2 separate regions of the Homo sapiens genome follow, and region 1 is linked to region 2. Evidence: chromatin contacts called from ENCODE Hi-C or POLR2A ChIA-PET data. All regions are on one chromosome and are shown on one strand. Each heading gives the region's core, a stretch centred on a gene start or an enhancer-like site at or near the end of the contact. The rest is flanking DNA. Distances are from core to core; before and after follow the strand shown. Region 1 holds the start of GIGYF2 (GRB10 interacting GYF protein 2). Region 2 holds the start of INPP5D (inositol polyphosphate-5-phosphatase D).

Evidence for each region. Hi-C counts contacts between places; a loop is a spot of excess contacts on that map. ChIA-PET counts read pairs that join two places held with the same protein, here RNA polymerase II (POLR2A). Pooled maps may share reads with other maps.
Region 1: a map of B cell shows a loop between it and region 2 (6-fold over the local background). The contact joins the promoter of GIGYF2 here to the promoter of INPP5D in region 2. A Hi-C loop is called at or near these places in 5 of 168 maps with a recorded cell type or tissue (B cell, CD4-positive, alpha-beta T cell, cardiac septum and 1 more), 16 of 37 single-sample maps with no recorded cell type and 13 of 50 pooled maps. POLR2A ChIA-PET finds 5 or more read pairs at or near these places in 1 of 52 experiments (activated naive CD8-positive, alpha-beta T cell).

What each region holds. Positions count from the first base shown.
Region 1 is chr2:232,694,192-232,699,363 of GRCh38, reverse strand. GIGYF2 (GRB10 interacting GYF protein 2) reads right to left here and starts at 2,033. Exons shown (of 29, transcript NM_001103146.3): 1 at 1,972-2,033. RefSeq lists enhancers at 835-1,529, 1,530-2,226 and silencers at 1,731-2,060, 2,091-2,180.
Region 2 is chr2:233,058,541-233,064,243 of GRCh38, reverse strand. It overlaps INPP5D (inositol polyphosphate-5-phosphatase D), which reads right to left and starts at 3,902. Exons shown (of 27, transcript NM_001017915.3): 1 at 3,632-3,902. The coding sequence starts at 3,765. RefSeq lists enhancers at 862-971, 984-1,577, 1,578-2,171, 3,258-3,347, 3,948-4,227 and silencers at 1,548-1,597, 3,668-3,747.

The DNA.
Region 1 (5,172 bases), core at 784-3,283, 360 kb after region 2:
AAGTACACACATCTCCCACCAGTCTCCCACTCACCCTAGCCTCTCAGCCTAGGCTAGCCTCCATGCTTTTCCCAGTCTACTCCTGAATCGCTCCTAAGCTTTTGTCTCCGGGTCTTTGCTCTTGCTGCTCCCTAGCCTAGAGCACTTTTACCCCAGTATAGCTAAAGAAACAGCACCTTCACCTCTGTTGGGTTTTTCCTCCAGTGTTAGCTTCTCCATGAGGCCTTCTCAGGGCACTTAAAATTAACCCCTCCCCAAACCCCTATTATTCTATCTCCCTGACTCATTTTTTTCTTTCACATCGCTTACCACTACATCAAGTATTTTACCTATTTATCTGTCTAGAAATGAATTCCATACAGACAGGAATTGTTTGGTCTGTTTTGCTCCCAGTACTTAACAGTGTAGTAAGTGCTCAACAGGGTATCTGTCAAATAAATGAATGTATGAATGAATAAACAAATGAATGGAAGCACATGGTTCCTTCTCCCTCCCAAACCTCAAGAGTCTCAAATGCTGTCAGGTACCAAAAAGTCATGAAGCCCTCTCCTTTCTGGTGAAGCACTACCATCACCAGTGTATTCCTTGATGTTAAATTTCGAAAGAAACATCATGTGACATTTTTCCAGTTACGTGCCACTTTTAAATACTTTTCTAGTGTCCTCTTCTGTTGTCAACATCTGATGTAAAAGCCAAGTACATATTCCAGTTTGAGCACATCAGAAACTGCTACACCAACTAGTAAAACACGTAAAACCATCAATGAATAAGAGAAAGTATTTGTGTTCTAGGCAAAATGGACAAAATAAGGCCAAAGCTACAAATATTAGAAGGAGCAAAATTAATGTACAGAAAGAATGACAGAATTTTTTTTTCTAATCTAGGAAGTCATTTGATTCTAAAAAGGACATACTATATAAAGAAAGAATACCTTCCCCAGGCACAACATTGGGAATCAAAACTGCCTTAATTCAATGTATGTAGCTCTAGAAAGGAAGCTGTTCACAGCTTCTAGCCCCATACTCAATTTCTTGCAAGTTAAACTGGAATACTTACCTTTCTTACAGAGAGACTACGTGTGTTTAAGTGCTTTGACTTGCAGGAAAACGAAAACAACAAAATAAAAAACACAGTACTAAATAATTAACTGCAAAACAACGTTATTGCTTCCCAAACACGGTCATACGCTCCGCTTCTTTCATGCCCCCATTCCCTGTTCGCTTGATTTATGTTTCAGTCGCAAAACAAGTATTCAGAGTGCTTTTGGAAACTGACACTTAAGGATAATGCCCATTTCAACCTGATGTGAACATTTGGGTCCCCAAGGCTGCCATGGGCTCTAGTTTCCCAGCCTCGGTCCCAAGGTTCCGATCATGGTGGCTGCACCTCGCCTCAGGCCTGGTCCAGACCCAGTACTCTCGCCACGGAAGGAGTCTCCTCCGTCCAGATGCTCTGTGGGGAAGGCAGGAGCGCACCTCCCAGGGACCAGGTGTGGACAGGAGAGCCGGCAGGAGCAGCTGTCTGGCCGCAGCAGCTGTTACCGGGCCACCCCGAGACTGGGCGGGTGTCTGGCGCGGAGAAGCAAGCAGAGGAAGGCGAGCCCTCCAGCTCCGAGCAAGCCGGCCTGACACTGCCCACCCCACAACCCTCCTGCCTTGTTCGGCTCCCCTCGCAATGCCAAGAGGCCCTGGCCTAGGGGCTTCTCGGCTCCTCGCGGCCGTGACGCGCCAGGGCCCTCAGCGCCCCTCGCCCAGGAGGAGGCTCCCTCCGGCCCTGCACCTGACCTGTCCCGTCGCCTGACGGCCCAAGCCGGCCGGAGCGGCCTGTGGGTGTCCATGCGGCCGGGCCAGCTCGGGCAGGAGGAGCAGGGGCGCGAACGCGGACCGGAGACACAGGCGGCCCGGGACGCGGCGGCGGGGCCGGGGCGCGGAGCAGAGCCGGGCAGGGGAGCGACACGGAACGGCTGGTTACCTGCGGTCCGGGACAGGGAGTCTCAGAACCCCAGTCAGTCCTCAGCCTCAACAACACAAGATGGCCGACACGTCGCCACGCACGTCACGTGACCGCGCTCCCGCTCCGCCACGCCCCCTGCTCCGCCCCCGCCCCTTCCCGCTTCCCTCCCCACTCTCCAGTCTCCCACGACATCCTTCCTTTCCGCCACCACCCGCCCCTCTGCCCAGACACGCCCCTGCCCGAGACCCGGATGAAAGGTTGGAAGAGGGCGGGGCCGTGGCAGTGCGCAGGCTCCCGCTGACCCCTTGGCAGCAGCCGGGTACCTGCCCTTGAGTTGAGTGGTGTTGGTGTCCAGGGTTGGGCCCGGACCAGGCACCGTGTGACTCACTGTCCTGTACGCCCAGAGCTCTTTTGCAGTTCAAAAGCCTCTGCATCACTTGCGGGCTGGTTTTCCAAATTAGAACTTTTCCACAGCTTTTAGTCCGGCATTTTTCTTCGCAGTTGCCATCCTAGAGCGAATGGGAAAGCCGCAAAAGCTGAAATTCAAAGCAGTTTCTCTACTTGTTAACAGTTCTGGTAGAACTGGGAATTCATTTCAGAGTGTTGTACTGGGACAGCTGGAAAGGACTTGAGAGCTCTGATTCCTTCCTAGGACATCTGGGGCTATAACCCTTTTACCTAGAGATGAACTATTTTGGAATTGACAGATAAAATACAAGACACCCAGCAATATTTGGGGCACACACTGAAAAATTGTTCGTTGTTTTTCTGAAATTCAAATTTAATTGGGCGTCCTGTGTTTGCTAAATCTAGCAACTCTATCCTTAGGCATCCCATTCTTGCCTGTGTCTCCAACTTCTTCCTTCCTACAGGATCCTTCCTGTCAGCTTTAAAGATTACTTGTGTCTCCCATCTTAAAATGGAATGTTAAAAACTCCAATTCTCATGCCGGGCGCAGTGGCTCACACCTGTAATCTCAGCACTTTGGGAGGCGGAGGTGGGCGGATCACGAGGTCAGGAGATCGAGACCAGACCATCCTGGCTAACACGGTGAAATCCCGTCTCTACTAAAAATACAAAAAAAAATGTAGCCGGGCGTGGTGGCACGCACCTGCAGTCGCAGCTAGTCGGGAGGCTGAGGCAGGAGAATCGCTTGAACTGGGGAGGCAGACGTTGCAGTGAGCCGATATCGCGCCACTGCACTCCAGCCTGGCGACAGAGCAAGACTCCGTCTAAAACAAAAACAAAAACCTCCAATTCTCGGCCGGGCAGTGGCTCACGCCTGTAATCCCAGCACTTTGGGAGGCCGAGGCGGCGGATCACCTGAGGTTGGGAGTTTGAGACCAGCCTGACCAACATGGAGAAACCCCGTCTCTACTAAAAATACAAAATTAGCCGAGCGTGGTGGCGCATGCCTGTAATCCCAGCTACTTGGGTAGCTGAGGCAGGAGAATCGCTTGAACCCGGGATGCTGAGATTGCGGTGAGCCAAGATCGCGCCACTGCACGCCAGCCTGGGCAACAAGAGTGAAAATCCGTCTCGAAAAAAACAAATAAACAAACAAACAATCAAAAACACCAATTCTCCCTCCTGCGACCCTGTTCCCTTTCAAAGCCAAGCTGCACCAAAGAATTGTTTATATGCACTTTCTCCATTTCCACACCTGGCATGCAATCATCAACCACACCGATGTGGCTTCTGTCCTTTCCTATCTGCCTATTGCTTGCCCTAAGAACACCCCATCCTACAGGTTGATAACTGGAGTCTTTCAGTCCTCATCTTGACTTCGTGTTTCCCTGTCTTCAATATGATTGGCCTCTTCCTACTTTCTGAAACACTTTATTTATTTATTTATTTATTTTTGAGACAGTTTCGCTCTTGTTGCCCAGGCTGGAGTGCAATGGCGTGATCTCCGCTCACCGCAACCTCCGCCTCCCAGGTTCAAGCGATTCTCCTGCCTCACCCTCCCAAGTAACTGAGATTACAGGCATATGCCACCACGCCCGGCTAATTTTGTATTTTTAGTAGAGACGGGGTTTCTCCATATTGATCAGGCTGGTCTTGAACTCCCGACCTCAGGTGATCCGCCCACCTCGGCCTCCCAAAGTGCTGGGATTACAGACATGAGCCACCGCTCCCGGCCTTCTGAAACACTTTCTTCCCTTGACTTTTATACCCTTACCGCTCAAAGTGGTACAGTAGCATCAACATCACGTGGAGACTTGTTAGAAATACAGAAACTCAAAGGAGCCCTTCACAGTCCCATTCTGCAGAATTCTACCCCCATAGCTTGGGAAAACATAGAGAGATCCCATTTCTAAAAAAAAATAAATACATAATAATTAGCCAGGCGTGGTGGCGTGCACCTGCAGTCCTAGCTACTTGGGAGGCTGAGGATCACCAGCCCAGGAATACAAAGCTACAATGAGCTATGATCATGCCACTGCACTCCAGCCTGGGCAAAAGAGCAAGACCCTGTATCTAAAACAAACAATCAAAAAGAACTCTACCCATCATCCATGTTGTTCTCTTCTCCTTGATCTTCCCCCTGAACTAAGTGCTCCAGATAGGCCCATGTTAAAAGATTCGTAAACATGACATTATGTTTTAGCCTTTGCACATGCTGTTCCATCCTGCTGCAATGCCGTTCCCAACACTTACCCACTTCTCCCCAACCTGCAACTCCTGCCAGTCCATGTGTTACTGCCTCTGTGCCTCCATTAGACCAAAGAATTTACCCCTTGAGCTGTTATTTTTAAGGAAAAAAGTAATACTAATACTTGTTATGTACTGACCACCCCATTAAAAACTTTCCTTGCACTGTCTCATGTGATCCTAGTAAGAGCGCTATGGAGCAATCCAACCAGGCTTCTGAGAGAAGTGCTTACCATATCCAAATCTCAACCAGGATTTCCAAGCCCAGGCTGGCAAATTGTAGAACCCATGTCCCTAACCAACTTGTCATGCCACCTCTCTGATGCCATGCCACCTGTACATTGCCTATACATATATTTTTTAAATTAAGATATAATTTGCACACAATAAAATTTAGCACTTTTAGTGCACAGTTCTGCAACTTGAGACAAATATATACAAGTGGCCAGGCACGATGGCTCACGCCTGTAATACCAGCACTTTGGGAGGCTGAGGCAGTCAGATCACCTGAGTTCAGGAGTTCAAGACCAGCCTGGCCAACATGGTGAAACCCCATCTCTACTA
Region 2 (5,703 bases), core at 2,653-5,152:
CCTCTCTCTGGAGTGGTTGGCTGGGAACGCCGCCCTCCTGCGCAACTCCAGGCTGGATGGCAGACAGCTGAGCCGGCCACTCTAGGCCTGATCCCGGGCCCCAGCTGCTCCTGCAGAGAGGGCAGCCTATATACTGACATTGGGCCTTTGATCAGCTTTGCCTGTGCAGATTGCACAAGGGGATGCCGGCTCGGCCAACCCATGGACCCTTGCATTGACTGACCCCATTCCCAAGGCATCTCTTCTTTGCAGCATAAGGCCCTGCCAGGTGTGCTGGCCCCTGCGTGGCAGGAGAGGGCATGAGCCTGACAGCTCTTAATGTCTCCCACCCACGATGTACCCAACGTCCCCTGGAGGCACCCACAGACTCCCCCCGGAGCAGGGCCAACTCTGCCGGGGGATTTGAGTGGGGACCAGGTGGGGACAACATAGGCTCTACTTAGAAGAGCCCCTGGCTGAAAGACGGCAGAGTTGGACCCAAACCAGGCAGCCACCTGCTGGAGTCTTCCCACTGCAACTGTCTGTGCCCCGAGATGGAGCCCAGGCTCCCTGTCAAGCAGGGCTTTCCAAGCTGCTGAGGTGAGATCAAAGCTTTCCTGCCCAGTGGTAGGTGACGGGGCTGACCTCTCTCGAGGAAATGCAGGGTTTGCTGGGTGTGCGCAGAATGTGCACTCCTAAGTCACATGGGTGGCACTGAACTGTAGCCCTGTCTTTTGATGTCCAACCCCCGCTCAAGTCCATTTACATAGTCAAATCCTGTTCTCTTTCCTGAGCACAAAGGCCCCTCCCTGGTGAGGCTGCTCTCAGTTCCTGAGACTCCAGGCACACTTGCCCAAACCATCAGGTGGAGACTCCGGCCGTTGTCCCCTTGCCCACCAGAGGGGGCCTGGGAGGGAGTGCTGCTGGGGCCCAGGCAGGATGAGGTCAGGGCACCTGGGTGATCTGAGGGGCCATGGGGCAGGTATACTTTTCCCATGGACTTTGCTAGGGCAGGAGGGTGAGTGTGTGGCTTCCTTCTGCAGTCACTTCTAGAGCAGGGTGGCTCCAGGCTTCCAGGGCTAGGGGGGCAAAGCCTGCTACTTCTGCAGCCGCAGAAAACCCGGCTGCCCTGCACACCCCTCAGCCTGGGACTGTCTGCCTCTGCCGTCTCCGTCAGGCCACGGCGACTCTGCAGGGAACACAGAAAACTAAGGGTGGTAGGGTTTGTTTTTCAAGAAGTTCAATCTCTTTGCTTTAAATGACTGGCTTTTTTTTTTTTAATGCCCTTCCTGCCTCTTTTGGTGTCAAAGGCTGCTTTCTTTCAAGAAATGAGGTGTTGGAAGATGACAGTTTGTTATCATTCATTTAATTAGTTTTTAGTTTTAAAATCTCCGTAATTGGCAAAATCCAGGGTGGCAGCCATATGAAGCCTGCAGATGTATGGAAAGTCTGCAGGTCCATAGCAACCCACGGCCTACAGTGGAGCCTGACCCTGCAGGAAGGGAAGCTTCCCACCCTGAGCAGAGGAGAAAGGGAAACACTGAGCCCAGGGTTTGTCTGGCCAAGGGGTGGGACTCCTGGTGTTTGCAGCCCAGCAGCCTCAGGATAGGAGGCTGACGAGGCTTCGGCTGAGAGGATAGTGGACATCTGTAGGCACCACAGGTCCCTCTCTAAGGAGCAGACACTGCACACCCATCATGACTCTGAGAGAACTCAGTGCAGACAAGGGTTCAGAGAGAAGAGGTAGAGGAAGGAATACGAGAACTGGCCTGGATCCCAGCAGTTTTGACCCCAGCCAGCATGGTGGACAAAGGCCTCAGGCTCTCTGCCCTCTGTCTACCTCCTGAAAAGCCAGGGCTGTTGCACCAGAGCTTCTCCAAGGCCTCTCCAGCTCTGACTCTGGCTCAGGCTAATCCTAGACGTTAAGATGCTCACGGCTCGGAGTCAGAGAGACCCACGCCCCATGTCTGTAACCTGAGCAACCACAAAGCAAGCCCTGGTCAAAGGGCTGTGTTGAAGGTTAATGAGATGGGGCCCTGGAAGCCCTCGGCTCAGCCAACACCAAACAGCCAGGACAAGATCCCACTGGGCCAGGAGAGAAATCCAAGTAACCCACATGGGCCAGGTGGAGTCAGACTGGGCTTGTGAGAGGCCTAAGAGAATCTTCCTGCTCCTTCTAAGGCCCCGGCAGCAGCAGGTCCCCACTGGGGAAGTCCAGGCAGCCTGGGCCTGCGTTCCTTCCCCTGAGGCATGAGAGAGGGGACACAGGAAACCAGTCTTTGGAGGTGGGGCTGCAGACTGTCAGCACAGGCCAGCGACCAGCTGCGAGCCTGGCTTGGTTTCCAGTGCCCCAGCTGACCCTGTAAACACTGTGGCTCCCCTTGCTTCTTTCTCCAGCCCTGCAAGGCTACATGCCTGCCCCGCTGGACTGGGAGCAGGAGAGGTTGGGCCACAGGCTGCTGGTCTCAGCTGCAGCCTCTGGGGGCAGATGGCCGTGGCTTTGACTGTTGTCACTCACTTAACCTGCCAGGGCCTCAGATTTCTCATCTGCAAAGTGGGGCTTTTAACAGGACCTTCACTTTAGGTTGTGGTGAGGATGAAATGGGCTAACAAATGCTTAGCACGACAGGTCCCAGCTGTGAGTCAGTATTCAAAACAGGTCTGGGTTCATCACCCAATTCCCCTCCTGCCTGGAGAAGCACAAGGCCCTGGCTGCTCGGGGGAACATTTCTGCCAGCCCAGGGATGCTACTTGAGATGTTCAGGTGGACACACATTTCCCTGACTACACTCCGGCACTGCCTGAGGCCCCGGCAAAATGATTAGACCAAGAGCTGCAGGGCAAGGCCCCCCTATGATTAGACCGAGAGCTGCAGGGCAAGGGCCTCCTTCAGACGCTGGACAGGAAGGGGGTTTTAGAAAGGAACCTTCAGCAAGTGGCTGGTTCCTCCATTGTTAGCACAGCTGGTACATTCAGTAACATCCCCAACCGGGCAGTGGGAGGAGTTGATGGTGACAGAGACCCAAATTGAGGGGGTGGGGGGTGGGCAGCGGTCACAGCCAAGTGCTCAGGAGAGAGAAGAGGCTGCTCGCTGGTGGTAATGGTGACTTCCTCTGCTCTCAGGCCCCTGAAAGCAGCTTCTGACTGAATGGAAAGTCCTTTCTTGATTAAACTCACCCCATATTCTTGGCTCGCCAAACAACAGCTTCCTCCAGGGGCCCGAAGCCTGGGTGCTCCAGGAAGGGTCCCCCTTGCCACCTTTGCTCTTCTCAGGGTTTCTGAGCTGGGCATCTTTGAGCTGATCTCTAACACACCCACCTCCACAGAGCCCTGAGCTTCCTCCTGGCTCCAAAAGCCCAAACTCCCTTCTCTCGGTCCCCAGACTCCAAGGAAGCCACAAGGTCCATACAGCTCATGGGAAGCTGGGGTGTAACATCAGGCCTCAGAGTGGTTCTGACAGCTCCAAGGCTGCAAAACCTGCCATGAGACCAGCTCTCTGAACTCCAAGGACAAGGTCCATGACAGGGTGGCGGGGAAGTGTGCATGTCAGATCACTCTGTCCTGTGACATAAGAACAACCCATCTCAAAGCTGGGCCCCCTCTAAGCCCCTCTGTCATATCTGTGCCCGGGGAGGGAGCAGGTTGTACTCACAGCACGCAGAGCGCGTATGCCCGGGAGATGGACTCGCTGGCACGCACGAGGAAGCTCCCGTCCTTGCCTGTCCTGGAAAGCAGCTCCTCCGCCTTGGAGCGGGTGATGTTGCCATGGTTCCAGCAGGGGACCATGGTGGGCGTGGGCCTCCTCGGCCGGGCCGGCAGGCACCCCCAGGACCCACACACCACCGAGGGGAGCGGAGGCCCCTCCACTGCAACCTGCCGCCCGTTGCCTCTTGGTGGCCTCGGCTGCTGCCACCAGCTTAACTGACTGACTTCCTGTTTCAGGCGCTCAGTGAGGGAAAGGAAACTGAGCTGCGGAGAACTTCCTCATTACAGAAACCAAGCAAGAGAGAGAGAGAGAAAGAGAGAGAGGGGGGGGCCCTGGCCGTCCACCGTCCCCTACACCCTGCCACGGCTGCCGCGGCTCTCTTGCCAGCCCTCTCCTTCCTGGCAACTGGTCGCAGCGTACAATTGAAGTGTCCAGTGGCAGCTGAAGTCCCCCTGGGTGGAATGACCGGCTCTGGAGACGTCAGGAGAGTTGTGGCCACTTCTGAAGAAGCATGGCCTAGCAGGCATGGGTGGGCCAGAGAAGTGGTTCTTCTGCGGCCGTGCTGACACCCACGTGGGATGCCATGCCCTAGACAGGCCCCCGAGCCTTCTGCTCTCCCTCAGGGCTTTTCAGCACCCACCCTGAACCTCCAAAACACCCAAGGGGGCACAGCTTCTCAACTGGGACTACGGCCTGCCCAGGACAGAGCAAACTTGAGGGGGAGGGGACAGTCGAGCCCCACCCCTCCCCTTTAGAGACTCCCAGCGGCCTGGGTGCTGGGAGACCTTGGCTGCCACCAGCCGAGGGCGCCAAGGTCCAAGTGATGGCTCTGTGACCCCATTACCCTCATTCCCAGGGGCGGGTGGGTGCTGCACGGGCAGCACAGCTCTGATCCCTGCAGTCCAGCTTGGAGACACACAAAGGGAGCTTGGAGGGGATGTGGGCCGTTTACAGCGGGAACATAGGCTGGGTTTTTCCCTGGGCTTCTCCAGGATGCTGGGGAAACAAGCTCGGAGAGGAGAACCCCAAAGCCCCACAGGGCAGGCTGGCCGCCTGGCCAAGGACAACACTGGGTGCTGAGTCCTGCGTCTCAGCAGTCGGGGTGGCCGGTCGGACTGCACCGCCTCCAAGACTGGGCATGGCCACATATGCCCACCACTCAAAGAGGAGCTGCCTCTCCAGGGACCGCCATCCAGGACCAGTCATTTCTGAGGGCTCTGCGGTGGACACCCATCCCTCAGCCCCCAGACCTGGGCACCTTCCGTCCTTGGGTCCGGCCCACCAAGGCCGAAGGGGCACGTGTTGACCCGCTGCACAAAGAGTGCCCCCACCATCCCACATCCAGGCCTTGGCCTCCAGGACATGACAACAGACTCCCTCCAGGAAGGGGCACCAGCCAGGCAGCGCCACCACATTCAAGCTGTGGGAACCTGGTCAAGTTTCTTCTCTCTCTCGGCCTTGGTTTCTTCTTGTCTAACTTGAAGGACGTAGCTCGTAAAAGAGCTCACATGTGCCCAGGGGCTCAACATGTGTCACACTGATGGTTGTCCCAGAACAGGGCCCCCAGCACCTCCCCGCTGAGCAACACACATGGCAGGCGAGTCTGTAGGGCAGACAAAGCACTCCCAGTCAAGGACCTCTGGCCAGGCTGGGAGCCAGGCGTGGGGATAGAGTGGTGATGGGAACTGGCCTCCATGCTCCGGCCCTTCCGCAGCACGCCACCTCTGCAGCAGCCCAGTGTGGAGGCCTCTCATTCCCCACCCACGCCTCCACTCAGCACCTGTCCACCCCCTCCTTATGGGGTCATCTCCTATGCTCCCATTGTGTACCTTCACACCCTTCTCACTTCCCTGCTGGCCTCCACCAACATCCATGAAGTCCTGGACCACGCCACCAGGAGGATCCATTTGCAATACTGGTCCCTTTACACCTCCACCCACTCATCTCTAGAGACCCCTACCATGCCAAGACTGCCCTACTTAGAGAGCTTCCCCCAAACCCCCAGCCCCCCACCTCTC